2 separate regions of the Mus musculus genome follow, and region 2 is linked to region 1. The links are chromatin loops, found by intact Hi-C in ENCODE. Cell type or tissue: heart. All regions are shown on one strand. Each heading gives the region's core, and the rest is flanking DNA. Links, peaks and the distances in the headings are about the cores only. Region 1 overlaps Clec16a (C-type lectin domain family 16, member A). Region 2 overlaps Clec16a (C-type lectin domain family 16, member A).

Evidence for each region. Peaks named below come from ENCODE experiments on the same cell type or tissue, not always from the same donor. Only the 100,000 strongest peaks of a DNase experiment are listed, where the experiment ranks them.
Region 2: a loop joins it to region 1, with 3 times the contacts of the local background. A loop is called at or near these places in 1 of 42 quality-filtered maps.

The regions. Positions count from the first base shown.
Region 1 is chr16:10,637,769-10,643,142 of GRCm38, forward strand. Clec16a (C-type lectin domain family 16, member A) reads left to right here. Exons shown (of 23, transcript NM_001204229.1): 17 at 1,019-1,147. Among named protein-coding and RNA genes, the nearest start is that of Gm52264, 18 kb to the right of the region's middle. In heart, for the core only: a CTCF peak has its summit at 2,455 (motif pointing right); a DNase peak (open chromatin) is centred at 2,453; H3K27ac peaks cover 1,251 bases.
Region 2 is chr16:10,687,955-10,693,328 of GRCm38, forward strand. It overlaps Clec16a (C-type lectin domain family 16, member A), which reads left to right. Exons shown (of 23, transcript NM_001204229.1): 19 at 526-677; 20 at 3,432-3,636. Among named protein-coding and RNA genes, the nearest start is that of Gm15558, 7.0 kb to the left of the region's middle. In heart, for the core only: no CTCF peak of the experiment used is centred there; DNase peaks (open chromatin) are centred at 2,107 and 2,737; H3K27ac peaks cover 2,083 bases.

The DNA of each region.
Region 1 (5,374 bases), core at 254-5,253:
CTCTATCTAGTGCGGAGTCCCCTCCCAGAGTGCTCCTCCATGGTGCCCCTTTCAGCTTGGAAATGTTAACTCTACAGGTTGTTTATGATTTGAAAAAGTTGGGGCTCCCAAGCCCCTGAAGTGTTTGCCTTTATTGCTTCCTAACTGTGTGCCCTTGGGCGGGTTACTTTTAATCTGAGTCTGGCTGTTTGTCATCTCTGCAGTGGAGACCTCTGAGTTGAAATACCCAGCAGCTGGCCTCACACAGGACCCATAAGCCAAAAGTGTGTCCTCTCCCTCATCCCACCCCACAGGAAGTGTGTCCCCTCCCCTCATCCCACCCCACAGGAAGTGTGTTCCCTCATCCCACCCTACAGGAAGCTTCCTGGGGTTTGCTTCTTTTACTCCAGTGTTTATGCGTTCTGCTGGACAATGCTTGCCATTCTCCAGAAACACTAAGGCAACACACCTGCAACTACAGTCAGTCCTCAGCTGCCCCTAGAACACTGGCTTCTGAGCTAGCGTGAGTGAGTGCCACTCAAGCTGCTCACACATTCTTTAGTGACTCAGGTTTATTACCAAAGGGATGACAGACCCTGAGACTCACTGTTATCCCCACCCCCATGGAGAGAATGGGAGGAATCCCATGGAGGAGGTCCTGGCACTGTAGGAGCAATGGAACCAATCTGTATTGTAAGAAGGCCCTGCTGTGAAACCAGTGCCAAGAACAGCCTGGAGTGGGAACATGGCTCTGCCACCCTGCTCTGGGATACAGGGATTTTGAAAAAGGGACTCAGGCCTCTGGAAAACAGTGTTAAACATGTCCCACAAAGGAAGGCAGCCAGTCAGCACTAGGCGGTCATGGGGCCCTCTGACTTAAATGAAGGGAAAAGTACACACACACAACTTGGAGAATGAAAAGAGCCTGCCACTCATCTGGCACACGAGAAATATAGGCCCCGTCTAACCCAGAGCTGGCTCATTTGTGGCCCAAGTACAGGAGGGCCTTTGCTGAGGCTTCCTGTGCTGTCTCTCCTAGATAAAGCCCATGAATGTGGAGTATCTCATGATGGATGCTTCCATCCTCCTGCCCCCAACGGGCACTCCACTGACTGGCATTGACTTTGTGAAGCGGCTGCCATGTGGTGATGTGGAGAAGACGAGGCGGGTGAGTAAGTGCTTTCTGGCCTCTCCTAGGCCATAGGGAAAGGGTCTTTAGATCAGTTGAAGCCTACCACCAATAGGTGTCTAGTCACCTGGAAAGAATAGCCTCACGCATGCACCTACTACCATACATGGCTTTCTTTCCAAAGCCTGGTGCCCTTGGAAATTGGAGATTGAGATTCTGTGGCAACTGGCACCTCTGTGGGCTGCTGTCAGACTACCTGCGCCAGGGCAGAGTGCAGCCAAAACCCTGGATGGAGGCCAAGCCAATCTTCTTTGAAGCAAGGGAACCCAGAGCCTAGAACAGCCAGTGTGGGAGGTGGATGTGAGCCCTAGGCACACTGGCAAGCTGTCCGATAGTGAGAGGATGGTGCTGGCTGCGCAGGAGAGCGTGCGTACAGAGCCCTGTTCTTAGAACAGCAGAGGTGATCCCCTTATCAGCACTTTGTTCTGAGGCGGCCGCTCTAGGAAGCAGCCTCGCTCAGGCTCTTCACAGTATTTTATCTCCTGCGTAAGATCTCGGTTTCTTTCTTAGAAAGCAGCACTGCCTTTTCCTGGAAAATCATTCCCTGGAGACATGACTGGGAGTGGATAATTTAGAGGCACTCATGATCGCTCCCAGGCTCACTACATCGTCCTTGGTCTGCTTGTGGCTTGGGGGTCTCACTTTAGGATTTCAGAAAGCAAGTGACATAAAGTTGTGTGTGCCTCAGACAAGAACCTCTGTGACCTCCTCCGCCCTGCTGGCACTTTTAACCATGTGCTCAGGGGCTACAGAGGAAGTGGAGACTTTGTATCTTCAAGCAACACACATTCCCAGCCCCCTGAGCAAACCACAGACTCCTGCAAGTTGTCCTCTGACCTCCATGTGTGCACACAACACAAATACTTTTTTTAAGTGTAAGATCAAAATACCAAAAGTGCCCCTGACTCCTGCCAGCCCATAAGGGACATCCATGTTGAAATCAAAGTCATCACAGTTTGGGGTTCCAAGCAGAACTTGAATTTGAGTTATCCCCACTCAGGTAGGGGCAGTTGGAAGGAGTGGCTGAGAAAGAACATGAGTTCCTTAGTCAGGCCTACAGAGGTTATAGCTGTGTGATCTTGGAAGCATTGTTTAAGTCCCTGAGCCTAAAGTTCCTCCTGTGCCCCCTCAGCTTTTGCCCACAGTAGCTGGCAGGATGGCTGTGAAGTTTCTGGCCGACAGTAAACACTGAAAGTGTGTTGGTGGGAAAGGAGTGCAATGCACCAGTGTCTTAAGATGAGCGAGAGGTTCCACTCAAGGACTCGCTAAGCTTAGTGCAGAGGAGAGCCAGCAGGGGGCGCGGGCAAATGGTAAAGTCTGAACTGAAGTATCAGCTATCTGGGAAGCCACTGCCCAAGGGTCCCTGTGCTAGGGTGTTGTGTTTGGTACTAGGGATGAGGCCAGAGCATGCACATGCCAGCACATGCTCACCCTCCTCTCAGTTTTGATTGAGACAGTGTCTTACTAAGTAGCCCAGATTGGCTTCTACCTCAGCCTCCCAGATATCTGGAATTACAGATTTGTGTCCCCACATTCTGATCCCATGTTCCCTGTGGGCACAGCAGGTTTTTATGTTTGTCACTATTGACCTTGAGGAAATGGGGTGGCTGTGTGTTACACATTAAAGAAAACTCAGTCAGAGCTCAGCATTTTTAAAGGAAGGACATTTTTCTTCCATATTTCAACACTTAGAGACATTTGCTTCTCCTCCCATCTTTGTCTACAAACTCAGCCCCTTATGATGGCACAGGAATTTTTGCCATGGTGTCACCTGCATCTTCCTTTGTTCATTGTATTATGAGGTTTCCTGTTGTAAGCGTGGTTTTCGCAGCTCTGGACAAGCTTCCCAGTTCTTACATGCTACCAGTGACATCACCCCAGCCTACAGGGGAGGGGCTTTCCTCTCTTTCTCTCTCTCTCTTTCTTTCTTTCTTTCTTTCTTTCTTTCTTTCTTTCTTTCTTTCTTTCTTTCTTTCTTTCTTTCTTTTGGAGACAAGGTCTCATGTAACCCAGGCTAGTCTTAAACTCACTATACAGCCACGGTTAACTTTGAATTCCTGATCCTCCTTCCACTACAGCTCAAGGGCGGAGAACATAGCCTGTGCCACCACGCCTGTCTGATGGTTTTCTAAGTGATTTTTTAGGGCTGCATAAAGGTTGTCAGGAGTTCTCTGCCACAGCTCCCATGGGTTTTCCCATTGGTCAGAGTTTAGGGCACCTCCATGTAATTCACTCTTTTCAGCTGAGCCATGAGAGCTACTTCATGAACACAGTGTTTTCTTTCTCTTGAATCATTTCTTTAGGACATGTTCTCAGAAGCAGGATTTCTGGTTCAAAGGGTATGGATTTTTTTTTCATCTCTAACGTCACCACCTAGCTTTCTCTCTGGGCCAGGCCCACATCCAGCTGCTTCAACCCTGTTTTCAGGATGACTTACTTTCACAGCTGTTTCCATAGCCTTGTGGGCTTCTAACCTGAATGACTGTCACCTAAATACAACAGCTTGCAAATATGGCAAGGAAGCTGACAGAAGTGACCTGAGCACTTGGTCCAGGGCCACCTGTGCCATGAAAAACCCTCACTCACCATGTACTCCTCCCCAGAGCTGAGCAGATACTAGGAACTCCTGCTCTCACTCAGCCAGGTGGAGCTGAGATTCATCAGCCTCCAGACCTTCTCTTCCAAAGCCGCTGTATGAGCTGGGTTTCTACATGCTGAATGTGACTGGGGATGGCTTCCAGACTCGGAGAAGCTAAGAAATGGAAGTTTCTTCATATTAGACCTCGGTCAACTGTCTTCCCTTTTGAAATTTGGTCTCCTGGGTTCCAAGATTTGAAACAGTCATCATTTCTTATTACTTTTGGCTATGACATTAAAACTTTGTATCTTGAGCCGGGCGTGGTGGCGCACGCCTTTAATCCCAGCACTCGGGAGGCAGAGGCAGGCGGATTTCTGAGTTCGAGGCCAGCCTGGTCTACAAAGTGAGTTCCAGGACAGCCAGGGCTACACAGAGAAACCCTGTCTCAAAAAACCAAAAAAAAAAAAAAAAAAAAAAAAAGAAAAAGAATATAAAAAAAAAAAAAAAAGAAAACTTTGTATCTTGATTTAGCAAAGAAAAGAAGAGTGCTTGATAAAACCATGGGTCCCAAGCCCTGACTCTTTGGAGGCCAAGGACTGTGATCAGAAGAACAGTCTTTGGAGTCTGGGCTTCCATCTCTCTGCTTGTCAGATGGGAACCACATAGGGTAATTAAGAGGTCCAGCTGGCAGGCAGCTGGGCACAGTGATGCACACCTTTATTCCCAGCACTCAGTGGGGCATGGGGGTGTGCAGAAGCAGTCGAATCTCTATGAGTTTTAGGCCAGCCTGATCTACTGAGTGAGTTCCAGGACAGCCAAGGCTACAGGCTACATAGAGATTCCCTGGAAAGAATGGGGGTGAGGGGAAGCCCTACACAGTGCTCAATGGCCATGAGTGGTGAGAGGGAGCTGTTAGTATCTCTAGGTGGTGGCATGAAGTTGCCATGGGGTGAGACAGCATGCATGCCAGCCCCTCCGGCTGCCCTGTGGGACTCACCTCTTTCTGTTCTTAGACATGGGCTTCTTTTGTATGTGGCTTTCCCTTGAGAGTTGGTATTTTTAAATGGTATTATATATGTTTTATAGTCTATTTTATAGTTTAAATTACTATTTTTATTTGTATTCCTGGAAATATCTTCCATTCAACATTTGCAGAGTAAAAGCAGATGTTTTACCAAAAGGCCTACATTAAGAGCCAAATTCTGAATTCATAGATTCCTTGGAAAGCCTCAGTCTTCCAAGGGATAGGCTGCAGAAAGCAGCGTGTGTTTCTGTTTTCTCATCCCAGCTGTGCCCCCGCTGGGGGTCTTTGCCATCAGAACCCTGAAAGCAATGGACTTAACAACATGAGCAGACTGGGACATGCATGCAGTCGGTTCTTTTCTTTCCTTCTCCTCATCCCTGAAGTTGTAACTGCTTACTTAAGAGCTCTGGCTGTCATATAATCCTGTGACACCTGCTCCCCACTTCACATCTTATTGCTGTCTTCTTTGGACTGGCACAGGGATTGCATTTCCTGGTATACGAGGCTGTGTCAATGTGTGCCTGATATTACAGAGGCTTGGCTCAGCGCCTTAGCAGCTGTATGGGCCAAGCTCACTCTGTCCTATCAGCACCTCTCAGCATTC
Region 2 (5,374 bases), core at 110-5,109, 50 kb after region 1:
TGGCTCAGAGGGCTCAAGGGCCTGGCAGATGGTCACACTCCACCTCGTTCAGTTCTGGGTTCTAAGTTGCCAGACACTGAATTGAGGACTTGTGGTGCTGTTGTAGGGAACAGGGGATCTTGTTTTCCTGACTTCACATGATCAAAAACCATCATATCTGTAAACTACCTTTGGTCTAAAAGAAACACTAAAATGTTCCTGGGATTGGCTGCTGGGTGATGGTAGTGGCTCTGGGGCTGGGGATAGAACACCAGCCTCATGCATTCCAGGTGCTTCTACCCCTGAACTCAGTTGTTAGCTATTTTCACACTTTAGTGTGTATACAATACCTAATGGTTTGTGTGCTTTGTATCAGTCTCAAAGCCATCAGGATTGCTTTGAGAACACACTGAATGTGAGGCTTAACGAGATGAAGGGACTCTCCTAGCAGAAGTGGCTGAAGAGGCATCCAAGCCCAGTTCTATATGTGAAGAAAGCTGGACATCTGAGCTAGGCCTTATTCCACTCTCCACTCTCTCCTCCCAGATAACAGTGACTTGATTGCATGCACAGTCATCACCAAGGATGGTGGTATGGTCCAGCGGTTCCTGGCTGTGGACATTTACCAGATGAGCCTGGTGGAGCCTGACGTATCCAGACTTGGCTGGGGAGTGGTCAAGTTTGCTGGCCTTCTACAGGTGAGAGTCTAAGAACCCCACTCTGTTTTCTCACTCTGCACACATGCATGGTAAAAATGTCAGTTTTATACTCACTTGTAATGGCACAAGAAGTATGCACACAAAACCGGAGTATTGCACAGAGAACAGCCAAGTCCCTTTTACCAAAACCTTAATCTTAACACCTCTCCTTCCCTTCGGAGAAAACCCATTGCCAAGCTGGTCCTTCCAGATCTGCTTCACTGCCAAGAGCTTTTTAATTGTGTATCCATGGAACTGTCAGTTAAACTCAGTGGGGAAGGACCACATGGTTGTACATGATCTCAGCATTCAGGCAGTAGAATCAGGATGGCATCCACAAATTCAAAAACAGACCAGTCTATTTAATAGGTTCCAGACCAGTCAGGTAGGTTCATGGAGCAAGACCTGGTCTCAAGATAAAAGGGTGTTGGGAATGAGGACAGTGTGCTGGGGGTGAACCTTAGTTGATATGGAGTGCTCACCCAGCATGCATGAGGCCCTTGATTCCATTCCCAGCAGCACATACAAATGGGTATAATCATACATGCCTATAAGGAGGTGGAGGCAAGATGATCAGACATTTAAGGGCAGCCTTGGCTACCTAAGGAGTCAGAGGCTAGCCAGAGCTACATGAGACCCTGTCTCAAAAAACAAGACAGACCAGGTATGGTGATGTACATCTTTAATCCTAGTACTTGGGAGGCAGAAATGAGCAGATCCCTGTAAGTCTAAGGCAAATATGGTCTACAAACCAAATCCCAGGCCAGCCAAGGTTACGTAGTGATACTGTCGCAAAAACAAACAAACTTCACCAAGAAATATGTCTGCTATAAACATGTACAGACTTTCTTTTGACTCTTTAGTCCCTAAACAGGTATTTACATAGCACATATATGGTATCAAGTCTTATGCATCATCTAGAGTGAATTTAGAGTCTACAGGAAGATATAGTAGGTTATATGCAGATACTGTACCATTTAAAGTAAGGGCCTTGAGCATCTACAGATTTTGGTCCCCAGTTTGGTAGGGAGTGCCAAGGGTTAATTGTACATGAGTTTGAGGGTATGTTAGATTCTTATGCCATATCGTAGACTTGGCCTATCTCCTAGCCTCTCTTGGAGTGTCTAGCCATTTTAGCAGATGCATGCCTGCTGGGGTTCTCTTAACTGCTGTGTGGCAGGGCATGCTTGGCCAGAGCGCTCTTGATAATCCCAGCTTTTCAAGCATGTAAACCTGGTGTTCCACTTCCTCATGCCCCGGGCAGGATTTCCCTAGGCAGATACCCAAGAAGTTGGAATCAGCTATTTTAAGAGTTCATAGCTTCTGCCAACTTCCTCTAGCACTGTTGTTATCACAGGAGTTCCTGAGCACACCCTCCCTGACCAGGCTCTACAGCACCTCGTGTCTGCTGGGGCTCTGTCTTACAGGTTGATAAGTATGATGGCTGAGTAGTGACTAGCTGCAGAGGGAATGAAACACAGATCCCACTTCCTCTCTCTACTGTGTCCTGTCCCAGCCTGGGGCTCCCCTCCCCTCACTTCAAGGAGGTCCATTTCCTGCTGCACTGCTCTGATTCCCAGAAGACCTTGCGCAGGCTGAGTTGACTCCTAACCACAGCGGTGGGCAGCCCATTGTTGCCTGCTCTCCATGGGGAGCGCCTGTACATGAAGCCACTGCTCCTGTCTCCTCTCCTTCCCACACTCCTCCCTTTCCAGACCCTCTTACTCTCAGTGAGGGTGTAGGAGAATCTTTTTTACCCCAAAGTGACTCCCGTGTGGAACACTGCCCGGTAGATGGCCTGTGCATCTTCTTATCAAGGTACACCAATTTCCTTAGAACACAACATCAGGAAAGTGTTTTTCTCTCTCAGACGCTTAATGTGTCAGACAATGAAAGCCACACTCCCCCCCCACCCCCCATCCTCTTTTGGTTCTCTTCCAGTAGCTACTATTTATCAGACTGTTACTACGCACCAGATCCTTGCTTTAAACTCATAATAGCTCATCTTATCTGCTGCTGCCCTGTGATGCAGCCATTCTTTCCAAAGGGAGAGCCAAGTGTGTGGCCTCCAAGCACAGCAGCCCCTTCCTTCTGAACCTTCTTCAGTGGCTCCCACCTCCTCTAGCATATCTGACCTTTGAGTCTATCTTCTGTCTGGTACGCTTTTATCTCATGTGCCCTTGAACCTTTGTGGGCACAGACTTGACACAGAACCCATCCTGAGGCTTTATGGGAACCAGTCCTTACACACTCATTCCTCGTCAATGTCTTTATCCCTTTCACATGCAGCTTGCCTGAAGTCTCTGCCAAACAATTCTAGTGGCCCTTCCTCAGGGACTGTCCTCAAAGATGTACCAAAGGACAGGAACAATGCCTCATTTTGAAGAGAAACAAGGAGGTAGTGTTTAACCAGGTGACAAAAAAAGGCTTTGGAGTTGTGGCCTCTGGTTTTCCAGAAGGAAGAATTGTTGGAATTTGCCTGTTGTGACAGTGGTGGCCCTTGAAGAGGCTGGTGTACCTCTTGTGGTCAGGCATCTCAAGTCCTCATGGAAAGGAGAATTAGCCATACATCCAGCAGCTGATTCCTCACCTGTCAGGCCGGGACTGATCTGCATCACCCTTAAATCTTTGAGATGTAGCCTCCTTCAGAACAAAAGCAGATGCAAAGTGCTGGTGTCTTTCTATATGAGCCACTGACACCCCTATCAACCCTGGGCCTGATGAACATTTTGCCTTTGCCTTCTCGCTCTGCAGGACATGCAGGTGACAGGAGTGGAGGATGACAGCCGTGCCCTGAACATCACCATTCACAAGCCTGCCTCCAGCCCGCACTCTAAGCCCTTCCCTATCCTGCAGGCCACCTTCGTGTTCTCGGATCATATCCGCTGCATTATTGCCAAGCAGCGCCTGGCCAAGGGCCGCATCCAGGCCAGGCGCATGAAGATGCAGAGGATAGCCGGTGAGTGACCTCAAGAGCAAGGACTCCCCACCGCAGGGCTGTCACCAGTTCACATTGACCCAGAAACATCCCAAGACTTGAAAGAATGGGACTTTCCCTGCTTCCCAGGTGTTTGGAAGGGAGACAATCCTCAGCTGCTGCGTGGAAGAGAAGGGGCCTCTGTAACAGACAAGAAACAGGCGCAGGCAGGGGGCAGCTGGCACCTCCTCTTCACGAGTTAGCCCGCAAGGGTACAAGGGTATAGTCACAAAGCATTCTGACTGCCCTCTGCCATCTTAGGTATGCAAACAGGTCTTAGATCATTGTACAGGGGAAATTTTTAGTCACACAGAGAACAAGTTTGCAGAGCTTCCTACTCAGATTTGTTTGTTTCAGCTCTGAGGATGAAGCCCAGGACCTCACACATAATTTTTCTCACCATTCTCTTTGTTTCCTTATCATCTCTTGGTGAGCCGCCAGCAGCCAGCACCCAACACTAAATCCAGGAGTCATTCATACCTCACAGGGATGGTAGAGTTTGCATCACCCAGGCTTTCTTAGTAAAAGCCCTGAAATAAGGTTGTTTCTTCAAGTCATGAAATGGAAGTCAAGGCATTGTCCTGAGGCAGGGTGAGGCAGGGGAGTCCTAACCGCTCCTTTAAGACTCTCAGGCTAGAGCTGTGGCTCAGTTGGTAGAATGGTTGCTGTCTCAGTCAGGGTTTCTATTACTGCACAAACATCGTGACCAAGAATCAAATTAGGGAGGAAAGGGTTTATTCAGCTTATACTTCCATACTGCTGTTCATCACCAAGGAAGTCAGGACTGGAACTCAAGCAGGTCAGGAAGCAGGAGCTGATGCAGAGGCCACGGAGGGATGTTCTTTACTGGCTTGCTTCCCCTGGCTTGCTCAGTTTGCTCTCTTATAGAACCAAGATTACCAGCCCAGAGATGGTCCCACCCACAAGGGGCCTGAAACCCTTGATCACTAGTTGAGAAAATGCCTTACAGTTGGATCTCATGGAGGCACTTTCCCAACTGAAGCTTCTTTCTCTGTGATAACCCCAGCTGTGCCAAGTTGACACAAAACTAGCCAGTAGAGTTGCCTAGTATGTACAAAGCCCTACATTTGATCTCCAACACTATATCAAACCAGTTATAATGACACATGTCTATAATGCCAGCACTTGGGAGGGAAAAGCAAAAGACTTACAAATTTAAGGTCATCGTCTACTATATAGTAAGTTCAATACCAGCCTGGCTATGTGAGACCCTGTCCCACAGAAGATACAAATGAATGAATGCATGCATGAAGACCGAACAAATAAATAAATGAAATTATTAGTGCCTTCAGCTCAGGCCCACAGTCCCTCCATTATGGCTGCCAAGGGATGTCCAGCCCACTGTGAGGAGGAGCATTCTCTCAAGGAACAAAGGCAGAATAAGCTCCCTGTGTGCTTCATTTCTGGCTCCGCAGTTCCATGCTGTGTGTGCCTCCGTGATGTGCATCAGAGTTGTTCGCCCTTCTTGTTTCTCACGTAGCTGAAGCCTCGCCTGCGGAATCATGACAGAAGGATTTTGTAATGTACAAAGTGACTTAGATTATTCAGCCCTTCCTTTGAAGATTCATTTCCAGACTTTTCCCTGTAATGTGAAGCACTTTCTCACGCTGGCATAAAGGCCAGATATTTCATTTGAAAATTGAGGATTGCACTGTAAAGTGGCTGCTAGCATGGCTGCCTTGGATATTTCTTAAATTGA